Linked DNA regions of Homo sapiens: region 1 is linked to region 2. The links are chromatin contacts, found by Hi-C or POLR2A ChIA-PET in ENCODE. All regions are on one chromosome and are shown on one strand. The core of a region is the stretch at or near the end of the contact, and the rest is flanking DNA. Distances in the headings are between cores, read along the strand shown.

Region 1 (6,767 bases), core at 67-2,566, 670 kb before region 2:
CATGTTTGCTTTATTTTTTAGATGAGGTTTCACTCTGTCACCCAGGCTGGAGTACAGTGACGAGATCTCGGCTCACTGCAACCTCCACCTTCCCAGCTCAAGGAATCCTCCAGCCTCAGCCCCTCAGATAGCCAGGACTACAGGCGTACAGCATCACATCCCGCTAATTTTTTTTTTTTTTTTGGTAGTTTTTATAGACACAGGGTTTTGCCATGTTGCCCAGGCTGGTCTCCGAACTCCTGGACTCAAGTGATCCACCTGGCTTGGCCTCCCAAAATGGTGGGATTACAGGCGTGAGCCATGGCACCCCACCTGTTTGCTTTTAAAAAAGAAAAATGGGGCCAGGCGTGGTGGCTCACACCTGTAATCCCAGCACTTTGGGAGGCCGAGGCGGGTGGATCACAAGGTCAGGAGTTCGAGACCAGCCTGTCCAACATGGTGAAACCCCATCTCTACTAAAAACAAAAACAAAAATTAGCTGGGCGTGGTGGTGGGCACCTGTAGTTCCACCTACTGGGGAGGCTGAGACAGGAGAATTGCTTGAACCTGGGAGGCGGAGGTTGCAGTGAGCCGAGAATGCACCACTACACTCCAGCCTGGGCGACAGAATGAGACTACATCTCAAAAATAAAAAAGAAAAAGAAAGAAAAATGTGTTGCTGTTTTCTTAGGACCAAATGGGTGTATGTGACCAAAGAATGTTAATTTTCTTTTTCTTTTTTTTTTTTTTTTTTTTGAGATGGAGTCTTGCTCTGTCCTCCAGGCTGGAGTGCAGTGGCGCAATCTCGGCTCACTGCAAGCTCCGCCTTCCGGGTTCACGCCATTCTCTTGCCTCAGCCTCCCGAGTAGCTGGGACTACAGGCGCCCGCCACCACGCCCGGCTTAATTTTTTGTATTTTTAGTAGAGACGGGGTTTCACCGTTTTAGCCAGGATGGTCTCGATCTCCTGACCTCGTGATCCACCCACCTCGGCCTCCCAAAGTGCTGGGAGTATAGGCGTGAGCCACCACACCTGGCCAGAATGCTAATTTTCAAGTTCCTGTTAGTGTTATTCTGTTCTATTAATATTTGGTCCCACCCACTTGTTGAATTGAGTGCCCTTCAGAAGAATTAAACCAATTAGCAACAAATGACAATTTCTCCACAGCTCTGCTAGCATTGAATTTTGTGTGTTTTTGTTTTGTTTGGATGACTAACCGGTGCTTTAATGGTACCTTACGATTGTTTTCATGTGTGTTTCTTGACTTCACTCTGCGTGGTTGGTAAGACTTCAAGAGCAGAGCTGGAGAGGGAAGGATAGGGGTAGGAAGGGCTCTGACCCAGCATAGGAAGTTGAGTAACCGCTTAGCACGGTGCAAATTAGCCTGCTGGCTGCTCTATCCAAGAACTGCCTGAGCTGGGTGGGGACTTCCCAGAGCGCCTGTAATGCTGAGATCTTTCCTCCAGGCAACTCCTCCTTGGTTTAGCCTCTGATACAGCCAAACCTCTGGATTCAGGGAAACCTAAGGAAGCCAGGCAAGAAGGGTCCCGCAGCCTGTGCCTAGTCTAGCCCCAGCCTCATCTGGATTAAGATGGGAGGGAAATATTGGCTGAGGGCACCCAGCCAGTATGAAGACAGCTAGAATGTAAACCCAGCACAGTAAGGGAGAGAGTATCAAGGCCCAGGACTTTAGAGTGCCTCACCACCACCACCCCGCCGCTGGGCAGCCTGAGGCTTTCTTTGCCTGGCACCACCATGCCTGGCTAATTTTTTTTTTTTTTTTCCAAGTGGAGACGGGGTTTTGCCATGTTGGCCAGGATGGTCTCAAACTCCTGACCTCAAGTGATCCACCCACCTCGGCCTCCGAAAGTGCTGGGATTACAGGCGTGAGCCACTGTGCCCGGCTATCCCCTCCTCTCTCTGGTTTCTTAACATCAAACAGGCCCACAGTGCTGGCTCACAGGGCCACAGTGATAGTGGGTTGGTGTCCTGGATCCCTCCCCCAGGAGCCATCACTGAGACCTTATGCTGTCAACACTGGTGGGTGAAGCAGCCCTCGTATTTTTCTCCTGAGACATCCAGAGCAGGGTAATTGGCAGGCGGGGGTGAGCACACGCTGGCTCACGCAGGCTTGGTAGGTGAGAGGTTTTCCTGAGGATGATGAAGTTGGAGTGTCCCCGGCTAGAATCCCTGAGGCAGGAGACTGGAGCCCTGTGGCAGCATTGGCTGAGAGAAGCCACTCCCTTTTTGCTCTCCCACTTCCTCACTGGTAAGATGTGGGGGTTGGGGAGTTATCGCAGAGGCGCTTTGGGTTTCAGCTGCTTTGCAGAAGTTATGGAAAAAGGGAAATGAGTCTTCCTGTCTCTCGCCCCCTTAACACTTCTTTGCCCCATTTAAGGGGTTTGTTCAACAGACTAGGAAGTATTTCTGCTAATTCATGCTGAAGTGTGATTGGCTGATAGGTGTGGTCTCAACCTCCCTCCTCTGCCAGTCACTAGTGTACCACTGTGGCCATCTTTTCCAGCCCCTCCTCTGCCCCTTGAGTATGTCTAGGTCCTAGAAACAGTGGTCAGGGCTCTTCAAGTCCTCTCGGTTGCCCTTGCCCACTGGCACACGTGGGGGTTGCTGTCTTCAGCAGAGCCAGCCACTCCGTCTTGACAGCCAGGGCAGAGATGTGGCTGGGCACACAGCAAGAATGTGACCACTGATGCTGGGATGTCAGAGTCTGTGCATCAACCCAGGGTTCTGAGTCTGGGCTCTCCCACCCTCATCCCCGGAGGTTCCTTCAGTCTGGGCCTCCTGGGGCTGAAAGGGAGGGAAAAATTGGCCTCAGCTGGAGTCCTGGGGCCAACCAGAGCCTGGGTGGAGTGTGAAAGTGGGCTTCTGGCCTTCACCCTGCCCCTGCCCTGCTGGTGACCTTGGACCATGGGGGTTGTCGGGGTGTAGATGAGCACCGTGAATCAGTCACAGGCCTTGAGCTTCTCTCTGCACAGTGCTGGCATCAGATGTGGGTGGTGATGTCCCAGCCTGGGAACACAGGAAACGCTCAGGGAAACCCCCATCAGACCTGCTGACATGGCTGAGGGCGCTGAGATGGTGCTTCCGGGGCCCTCACCTTACACAAAGAGGCCTTATAAGGAGAGAGAGGCTGCAGAGGCAGCCCCAGTGGGTGCCGGGTGCTTGTTCTGGGTAAGGCTGCCCACACGTGCAAAGTGTGCTTGTGGACACAGTGCGCTTGCGTGTGTGCAAGGCTGAACATACATGTGTGCAGGCCTGCAGTGTGCCTGTGTGTGAGGCTCAACACGTGCATGTGGGGAGTATGGTCATGTGTGCAAGGCTAAACATGTGCTTAAAGTGTGGGGAGGTGCAGTGTGCATGTGTGTGTGCAAGGCTTAACATGCAAAGTGTGCTTGTGTGTGTGAGGCTGAACACGCATGTGTTTGTGTGCGTGGCCTGACCCTGCGCTGCGTGTGTCTACTTGCTCAGCAAATGCTGACTGGGGACCCACCGGGGTCCTGTTCTAAGCATGGAGGAAACATGAGGTCCCTGCCCCGTGCATGTACACATGTGCATGTGTGTGTGTCCTGTGCTGCTCCAGGAATCTTCCAGGACATCCTGATACAAGTGAAAGCAAGCGGTTTGGATCTGGAGTGAGCAGGAGGTGGACAGGGCCTTCCAGGCAGTGAGCGCAGGGGGCTTTGTGTTGTGACCTCGGGCAGGCTGGTCACTGAGCCCTGTGGGGCCAAACTGCAGCCCCAGGCAAAGGTCGTTCTGCCTTTCCCTTGTGCCTGGGCCCAGATGCAGTGCAGGATGGGCCGGCCCCTGGGCAGGGCAGTGACGGGGCAGCCACCGGCCTCCTGGGGCATTCAGGGTTCCCAGTCCTGGTTGGCTCCCAGCCCAGGCCCTGAGACCCAACACAAAACTGCCAGTCTGGTGAGGGAGGCAGCCACATTATCTAATGGCTGTCACTGGTGACTCTGGGCAGGTGGCCTCAGCCCCCACATCTGTCATCTGGAGCTGACCTGGAGCCTGGCATCCCTCCCCAAGTGCAGCCAGGCCTCCCTGAAAGTCCAGGGCTGGTGGGAGTGTTGAAGTCAAGAATGTATACAGAGCACCTGGCCAGGCGCGGTGGCTCATGCCTGTAATTCCAGCACTTTAGGAGGCCGAGGCGGGCGGATCACTTGAGGTCAGGAGTTCAAGACCAGCCTGGCCAACATGGTGAAACCCTGTCTCTACTAAAAATATAAAAATTAGGCATGGTGGTGCGCACCTGTAATCCCAGCTACTCAGGAGGCGGAGGTTGGAGTGAGCCAAGACTGCGACATTGCACTCCAGGCTGGGCAACAGAGTGAGACTTCATCTCGAAAAAAAAAAAAAAAAAGGATACTTTTTTTTCTAGAGCTGGCAAGGAGGGAGTATCCAGAAAGTGCTGGATGGTACTAGTTAATACATTTTATTTTAGAGACAGGGTCTGGCTCTGTCACACAGTGGTACAATCATAGCTCACTGCAGCCTCAAACTCCTAGGCTAAGCAATCCTCCTGCCTCAGCTTCCTGAATACCTAAGAATACAGATGTGCACCACCACACCTGCAAATTTTTTTATTTAAATTTTTTGTAGAGATAGGGTCTCACTGTATCGCCCATGCTTGTCTTGAACTTCTGGCCTGAAGCAATCCTCCTGCCTAGGCCTCCCAAAGTACTGGGGTTACAGGCATGAGCCACTGCGCCTGGCCCTATTTAATAAAATTATTTATTTATTTATTATTTTTAAGTTATTTTTTCACACACATTCATTCCTAACCTTTTTTTTTTTTTTTTTTTTGAGACAGAGTCTTGCTCTGTTGCCCAGGCTGGAGTGCAGTGGTGTGATTTTGGCTCACTGCGACCTCTGCCTCTCAGGTTCAACAGATTCTCCTGCTTCAGCCTCCCAAGTAGCTGGGACTACAGGTGTGCGCCACCACGCCCAGCTAATTTTTGTATTTTTAGTAGAGACAGTCTTTCACCATGTTGGCCAGGCTGGTCTTGAACTCCTGACCTCAGGTGATCCGCCCGCCTCGGCCTCCCAAAGTGCTGGGATTACAGGCATGAGCCACCGTGCCTGGCCTCATTCCTAACCTATGTAATGATAATATTTTTGAGGGCTGGGTAGGGTGGCGTGAGCCTGTAGTCCCAGCTACTTGGGAAGCAGAGGCAGGAGGATCACTTGAGCCTGGGAAGTCGAGGCTGCAGTGAGCTGTGATCACACCACTGCACTCCAGCCTGGGCAACAGAGCGAGACCCTTTCTCAAATATACACACACACACACGTTTCTGAGAACGTACTCTGTTGGTCACTAATGGCAATGAAAAATTTGTTCAGCGGATATTTCTTGAGCACCTACTATGTGCTAAGCATTTAAGCAGTGGAAATAGAAACGAGAACAAGATAGAACAAAAATGTGTCTCTGCCAAGCTGGTTCTATTCCAGCAGGGGAGGAAGGCAGCGGGCCAGATCAGTGAGTGCATGTCTGATGGTGACTGCTGAGAAAATTTAATCGGAAATAGGGAATTACGAAGTGCCGGACCGTGGAAGGTGCTGCAGTTTCCAGGGAAGGCCTCCCCAAAAGTTGACATTTGAGTACAGACTTGAGTGGCAGCACCAGAGCGAGAGCCGTGTGTGCCGGTATCTGGGGGAAGAGTGTCACAGGCCTAGGGAACAGCCAGCACGGAAGCCCGAGGCAGGTGCATGCCTGTGTGCCCCAGGATTGGCCTCTGGTTGGCTGGGGAGGCCTGCTCCTCAAAGGGCTGGTATATCACATCCATCACAGGCTAAGAGTAACCGCCTCGTGGTTCCTCCTCATAGAGGCCAGGTGCGGTGTGTCATCTGCTTCCAGCTCTCAGCATCTCTGCTGGGAGGCAGGATTCCTGTTCCCATTTTACAGATGAGAAAACTGAGGTTAAAAGAAGGCAGGTGATGTGTCCCGGGGCATGTGGCTGGGCAAGCAGTGCCACTGGGCTCCTCCACTTCCAGGTCCCTGTGATGCTGGGAAACTGAGTCACGGAGGCGGGGAGAGATGTGTTTGAGGAATTGGGCTGAGACCGTGATCTCACCCCCGTCAGGCCTGGTGGGCTCCTTTGACACTCAGCGGCAGGTGGAGGAGGCTAGGGACAGGCTGGCAGGGGCTGAGCTGGGCTGACGGGAGGATGAGTCGCTGCCCTCTGCCAGGGTTCCCCTTCAGTGCTGGGGCTAGTCTAGAGGGCTGCAGTCAAACATCTCCCTCGTTCTGGCCGAGTGTAGTGGCTCACACCTGTAATCCCAAATACTTGGCAGGTGAGGAGGGAAGATCTCTTGAGCCTAGGAGCTTGAGACCAGCCTGGACAGCATTGTGAGACCCCCCTCTCTACAAACAAATCAAAAATTAGTTGGGCACAGTGGCACATGCTTGTAATCCCAGGAGTTCATGGCTGCAGTGAGCCATGATCACACCACTGCACTCCATCCTGGGCCACAGAGAGAGACCCTGTCTCAAGAAACAAAAATCTCCCTCCTTCAGTTCCCCAAGGCTGGGTCACCCTGGGGCCTCCCCAAGAGCCATCACCCAGGCCTCGCCTAGCCCTGTGCCTCCTCCCAGCCCTGGGTGCAGCCAGTGGATGTCTGGATGGAGAATGGGATGTATCTGTTAAATATCTGCCTTTGCCTCAGCCATGAGCCCCTGCAGACCGGCCACCTCCCTTCTCCCCGTCTGAGCAGTGTGGGGGAAGACCAGGGCTCTGGGCACGGCAGGGCCAACTGCCATGTGCTGGACA
Region 2 (6,873 bases), core at 64-2,563:
ACCCCTTAGTTCAGCGGTCCCCAACCTTTTTTGGCACCAGGAACCAGTTTTGTGGAAGACAGTTTTTTCCATGGATGGCAGGAGGGGGATGGATGGTTTCGTGGTTTCAGGATGATTCAAGCACATTACATTTATTGTGTACTTTATTTCTATTATTATTACATTGTAATATATCATGAAATAATTGTACAACTCATCATAACATAGAATTAGTGGGAGCCCTGAGTTTGTTTTCCTGTAATTAGAGGGTTCCATTGGGGAATTATGGGAGACAGCGACAGATCATCAGGTATTAGATTCTCATAAAGAGTGCACAACCTAGATCCCTCGCATGCACTGTCCACAATAGGGTTTGTGCTCCTGTAAGAATCTAATGCTATGGCTGATCTGACAGGAGGCGGAGCTCAGGCAGTAATTAGAGCAATGGGGAGTGGCTGTAGATACAGGTGAAGCTTTGCTCCTGCAGCTCACCTCCTGCAGTAACGGCCCAGTTCCTAACAGGCCATGGACTGGTATCTGTCTGTGCCCCAAGGGTTGGGGACCCCTGCCTTAGTCATCCCAGACATTCCTTTCTATTGATTATAGGTCTTTAGACAATAACTTTCAGCCAGTTGCCCATTAGAAGATCCTTGAGTTCACCTATGACTTGGAACATCCCCGCTTGGAATTGTCCTGCCTTTCCCACAGAACCAATGTTCATCTTACATGTCTTGATTGGTGTCTTATGTCTCCCTAAATTGTATAAACCCAAGCTGTAGCCCGACCATCATAGGTACATGTTCTTAGGACCTCTTGAGACTGTACCTTGGGCCATTGGTCACTCATATTTGTCTCAAAATAAATGTCTTCAAATATTTTACAGTTTGATTGTTTTCATCAACGAAGTATTAACTCAATCTCTGGCTTCACGGGCCAAGCACAGCGTTCCATGTCCATAAACCTGGACCGAGGAGCTGGGCCCAAGGGTATCCAGTGACCTCGATCCAGGTTTATGGACAAGGAACCCTGTGCTTATCCCAAGGGTACTCAGGGACCTTGGGCTCTGAAGTCCACGAGGGTGACCGAGGTGGCTGCCTCAGCCCATGCCCTCCCTGCCCCAGGGCGTCGGGGTTGGGTGAGAGAACCGCCGCAGCCTTCATCTGGTCTGACCGTCTTCGGTAAAAACAGAAAGAGTCCCTGGCTTTTCATTTTCGGGGTGGACTCAACTCCTCCCTGATGTCCCAAGGGCCAGAGACACAGAGAGGACCTCCCGAATTTCTAGAGGGGCCGCTACGGCCCCGCACTACTTTTCCGCGGGGGCGGGGCTATGACGCACTTCCGGGTGCGCGGTCCCGAGGTACGCGGTGCGGTCTCCCGGTACCCGGAGCGGCTCTGATTCATGGTGAGCCTGCTGGTCGCGGGTTAGCGAGGCGGACAGGAGAGGGAGCCGTGGCTGAATGGTCTGGGGAGGGAGGAGTGGGTTTAGCAGCTGTGGCTTCCGAGGACCCCACCTAGACCGGTCCTAGCAGGGCTGTGGGGAGGAGCTCCTCGTCCCCGCCCAGGACCAGCTGGTGGGGGCGCTGGCTGCCTGGAAAGCCTTTTCTTCCACTTGGGGCTTTAACAAATGAAAGCTGGAAGAACAGATGTTTTGGAAGTTCTTTCGCGTTCCAGAATAGTTTTTTTTGTGCGTTCCCCAAGCCAAGCCGTCTATCAGTCTGACCGTGGCCGCCTTTTTTCCCTTTCTCTGAACTGGAGGTCCGAACGCAAGGCTCATTGATGGCAATACGCCCAAGGTGTTGGAAACCTGTGGGAAGCCGAACCTCATTAGAAGTGTTGGGTAGAATCAAATCCAAGGGAAGAAATAGTCCCCTCGGGCTTTGTTCGGGCTAGAACACACACACAGAATAGGGATCTGCTCATGGTTTAGAAAAACAGTCTTAAAGAACCATGTATAAATAAAAGAGTGTCAGGACAAAGTTGATTTGGGCCAGGCGCGGTGGCTCACGCCTGTAATCCCAGCAGTTCGGGAGGCCGAGGCCGGCGGATCACTTGAGGTCAGGAGTTCGAGACCAGCCTGGCCAAACCCTGTCCCCACGAAAAATACAAAAATTAGCTGGGTGTGGTGGAGCGCGCCTGTAATCCCAGCTACTCAGGAGGCTGAGGCAGGAGAATCGCTTGAACCCACCAGGTGGAGGTTGCACTGAACCGAGATCACGCCACTGCACTCCAGCCTGGGCGACAGAGCAACACTTGGTCTCACAAAAAAAAAGAACGTTGATTTGATGGGTGAGGTACTTGGAAACCCACGAAATCTAAGGAACAGTTGAGCTGTGGAGAGGAAAAGAATTAAGAGGCAAGATAATTGTTTTCAAGTGTTGGAAGGCTGCTATGGAGAAAGTGAGTATTGGTCTTGGACTAACCTAGGATTTTTGAAATGATGCGGAATTTGATTCAGGTTAAAGAATTTGTGTGGCCGGGCGCGGTGGCTCATGCCTGTAATCCAGCACTTTGGGAGGCCGAGGCGAGTGCATCACCTGAGGTCGGGAGTTCGAGACCAGCCTGACCAACATGGAGAAACCCCGTCTCTACTACAAATACAAAATTAGGCGGGCGTGGTGGCACATGCCTGTAAGGAGGCTGAGGCAGGAGAATCGCTTGAACCTGGGAGGCAGAGGTTGCGGTGAGCCGAGATCGCGCCATTGCACTCCAGCCTGGGAAACAAGAGTGAAACTACGTCTCAAAAAAAAAAAAAAAAAAAAAAAAAGGAAGAACTTGTAACAATTAGTGGAATTCTGTGGCTCAAGAATTATCTAATTTGGCTGCCTAGGGATCTAGGGATTTTCTTTTTTTTTTTTTTTTTTTTTTTTTTTTTGAGATGGAGTCTCGCTCTGTCGCCTAGGTTGGAATGCAGTGGCGCGATCTCGGCTCACTGCAAGCTCCGCCTCCCGGGTTCTAGCCATTCTCCTGCCTCAGCCTCCCAAGTAGCTGGGACTACAGGCGCCCGCCACAACGCCTGGCTAATTTTTTGTATTTTTTAGTAGAGACGGGGTTTCACCGTGTTAGCCAGAATGGTCTCGATCTCCTGACCTCGTGATCTGCCCGCCTCGGGCCTCCCAAAGTGCTGGAATTACAGGTGTGAGCCACGGCGCCGGGCCCCCTAGGGATTTTCAGGTACGGACTGAGTGTGAAGCATTTTAGCACAAGTGGGTAAGTGCTGTTCTACTTTTAGAATCTATGGTAATTTGATTTTTTTATGCCTCATCTTGTTACAGAATGGACTTGGGGCGCTTTCATAAGGGCATATAAGCTGTGGGAGATTGGCATAAAGGAGGAGGGAAAATGGACACAGAACAAGGGCCTTCTGTTTATGATAGACCATGAACTTTTGCTTGATGGACTTCTTGAGATAAACAGTCTAGATAGCTTTTAAAAAGTCACTGTGATTGTAGACAATGTGAGTTAGTAATGAAGCATTTGATTTCTAGCCGCATGCTTCTTTATTTTTTTAAGAGACAGGGTTTTCCTTTGTCACCCAGGCTGGAGCACAGTGGTACAGCCACAACTCTGCAGCCCGGAACTCCTGAGCTCAAGTTATGCCTCAGCCTGGGCAACAAAGCAAGACTTCGTTTCTACAAAAATAAGTAAATCAATAAATAAATTTTTTTTAATTAGCTAGATGTGGTGATGCACACCTGTAGTCCTGGCTACTTTGGAGGCTGAGGTGAGAGGATCGCTTGAGGCCAGGAGTTCAACGCTGCAGTGAGCTGTCATGGCACCACTACACGCCAGCCTGGGCAACAAAGCGAGACCCTGCCTCTGTAATTGAAAAACAATAAAATAAAGACCCAGTGAAGTGGTTCACGCCTGTAACCCCAGAACTTTGAGAGACCAAGGCAAGAAGATGGCTTGAGACTAGGAGTTCAAGACTTCCGTGAGCTGTGATTGTGCCACTGCACTCCAGTCTAGGCAACAGGCTAAGACACTGTCTCTAAAAAATAAAAAAATTAAATTAAAAAAAAAAAGTGAAAGAGGATTCGGGATGACCCCAGGTTTTTCGGTCCAAGTAAAAAGAACAATGAGAGTTGCCATTAGCTGAGATGAGCAGCTTTTGAGGGAGAGATGGGAATTCCATTTTGGACATGTTAAGGTTGAGATGTCTTACTGGACATCCAGGTGGTAATGGCAAGTGGGTAGTTGGTCGTATGAGTCTGGAGGTCAGCAGGGAGGTCTAAGTTGGAGATACAGTTTGGGCAGTTGTGAGTATATAGATGGTAATTAAAACCATGCAACTTGTGAAATCACCAAGGAGAGTGAGTGCAGGAAGGAGGAAGGGCACCCGGCCCTCTACTCGTTTGTAGTCTTTATGCATTGTACATTTGAGTTGTGTGCACCGCAAAACTGATGTACCACCGGGCGTGGTGGCTCACGCCTGTAATCCCAGCACTCTGCGAGGCCGAGGTGGGCAGATCACTTGAGGTCAGGAGTTCAAGACCAGCCTGGCCAACATGGTGAAACCCCATCTCTACTAAAAATATAAAAATTAGCCGGGCATGGCACGCACCTGTAATCCCACCTACTCAGGAGGCTGAGGCATGAGAATAACTTGAACTCGGGAGGCGAAGGTTGCAGTGAGCCAAGATCATGGCACTGCACTCCAGCCTGGGCAACGGAGTGAGACTCCATCTCAAAAAAAAAAAAAAAAAGAACTGATGTGCCTAGAATAAATCACTTAGCTAATGAGCTTACCCAGCCAACTGCCCAGCAGCAACATCCAAGGAAACTTTTTTTTCTGTAATTTGCAGAGGCAATCATGTGATCCAGTGGCATCTGTGAATTTGGATTCACCAAGTTCTCAGAGTGTATCGCACATGAATGTTATGTTACTACATGACGCTCCCTGTGTGATGCCAGCAGGTGCTGCATGACTCCCTGGTGAATTGCCTTGTTTCCCAGGCCAGATCACAGAAGCTGAGCAGCCCAAACAATGGTTTCTTTCCTGGTCTTAGGGTGCCCTCCTCTGGATAGAGTATTAAATTTTGTAACAGTTACGTAAAGTTAATCTGCCACTGAGGAGGGCTCTTACATACATACATACATACATACATAATTTTTTTTTTTTTTTTTTTTTTGCAACAGAGTCTTACTCTGTTACCCAGGCTGGAGTGTAGTGACAGGATCTTGGCTCACTACAACCTCCACCTCCCAGGTTCAAGTGATTCCCTGCCTCAGCCTCCCAAGTAGCTGGGATTACAGGTGCCTGCCACCACTCCCAGCTAATTTTTGTATTTTTAGTGGAGACTGTAACTTGTAATTTTATGGCAACTATATTTTTTTAGGTTTAACATGTGGCCCTAAAGAACCAGAAACCGAAAGGAACCAGTATTCCTGCCCCACAGAGTCCCATCTTTAGTGAGGCTATTTCTGGAGTTTATATGATGACCAAGATACTAGGTATGGCCCCAGTTCACCATGTTGGCCAGGCTGGTCTCAACTCCTGGCCTCAAGTGATCCGCCTGCCTTGGCCTCCAGAAGTGCTGGGATTACGGCCGTTAGCCACCACGCCCGGCCAGTCGTTTTAAATATTCTAAAGAATGCTCTCCAGCACAGCTACCTCATTATTTCTTGTTTATTTTAGTCTTTGGTGCTCAGGCCTTTGTTTTAGTAGGTGAGATGACGTTGCATCTCCCCTGACTCAATTTTTAAGTAGTCCTCAACTTGGGCACTCCTGTGGTATGTACTGAGTACATACAGACTTATTTGGCCAAAGAATCCTTTATTCAAATTATTGGTTATAGTGTGTTTTGTTTTTTGTTTTTTGTTTTTTTTTTGCAACGGAGTCTCACTCTGTTGCCCAGGCTGGAGTGCAGTGGCACAATCTCGGCTCACTGCAACCTCTGCCTCCCACGTTCAAGCTATTCTCATGTCTCAGCCTCCCATGTAGTTGGGATCACAGGTGCCTGTCACCACGCCCGGCTAATTTTTGTATTTTTAGTAGAGACGGGGTTTTGCCATGTTGGTCAGGTTGGTCTCGAACTCCTGACCTCAGGTGATCCACCTGCCTCGGTCTCCCAAAGTGCTGGGATTACAGGCGTGAGTCACCGCACCCCGCCTTAGTTATAGTGCTTTTGAACAAATTTTGGGAAATAATTCTGTATGCATTTTTTTCCGTGCCTTACAGTTTCCCTTTTCATGCTTTGGTTTGCTTCCTGATGTCTTAATTCCACTGCTAAACACTCCACCAACATTTCTTTTGGTGGAGCGTGGTGGTGCGTGCCTGTAGTCCCAGCTACTCAGGAGGCTGAGGCAGGAGAATCGCTTGAACCCGGGAGGCGGAGGTTGCAGTGAGCCGAGATCACGCCACTGTACTCTAGCCGGGGCAGCAGAGTGAGACGCTGTCTCAAAAAAAAAAAAAAAAAAAAAGACTAATCAAAGCCTTAATTTCATAACTATGAACCGTGTTTACAGAATGTTAGCACTAAAGTCCATTTTGTTTGTCAGAAAACTACTTATGATCTCTCTTTTTTTTTTTTTTTTGAGACTGAGTCTTGATCTGTCACCCAGGCTGGAGTGCAGTGGTGCAATCTTGGCTCACTGCATCCTTCCCCTCCCAGGTTAAAGCGATTCTCCTGCCTCAGCCTCCTGACTAGCTGGGATTACAGGTGTGCAACACCACACCCGCCTAATTTTTGTATTTTTAGTAGAGACAGGGTTTCACCATGTTGGCCAGGCTGGTCTCGAACTCCTGACCTCAAGTGATCCGCCCGCCTTGGCCTCTCAAAGTGCTGGGATTACAGATGTGAGCCACTGCACCTGGCACTTCAGTTTGTTTTGTTTTTATTTTTTGAGACAGAGTTTTGCTCTGTCACCCAGGCTGGAGTGCAGTGGCGCGATCTC

Evidence for each region. Hi-C counts contacts between places; a loop is a spot of excess contacts on that map. ChIA-PET counts read pairs that join two places held with the same protein, here RNA polymerase II (POLR2A). Pooled maps may share reads with other maps.
Region 1: a loop to region 2 is called in a pooled map, with 3 times the contacts of the local background. The contact joins the enhancer-like site here to the promoter of ZSCAN21 in region 2. A Hi-C loop is called at or near these places in 2 of 50 pooled maps. POLR2A ChIA-PET finds 5 or more read pairs at or near these places in 3 of 52 experiments (GM12878, WTC11 and activated CD4-positive, alpha-beta T cell).

The regions. Positions count from the first base shown.
Region 1 is chr7:99,378,060-99,384,826 of GRCh38, forward strand. The region is part of intron 1 of ARPC1B (actin related protein 2/3 complex subunit 1B); the gene reads left to right. Among named protein-coding and RNA genes, the nearest start is that of ARPC1B, 6.7 kb to the left of the region's middle. RefSeq lists enhancers at 1,938-2,257, 2,858-3,177. Within about 2 kb of position 1,317, at least 32 of the 41 ENCODE cell types and tissues checked have a DNase peak (open chromatin) inside an H3K27ac peak, as active enhancers do; they include GM12878, where a contact is called at or near this core.
Region 2 is chr7:100,048,461-100,055,333 of GRCh38, forward strand. ZSCAN21 (zinc finger and SCAN domain containing 21) reads left to right here and starts at 1,314. Exons shown (of 4, transcript NM_145914.3): 1 at 1,314-1,381. RefSeq lists an enhancer at 1,216-1,835.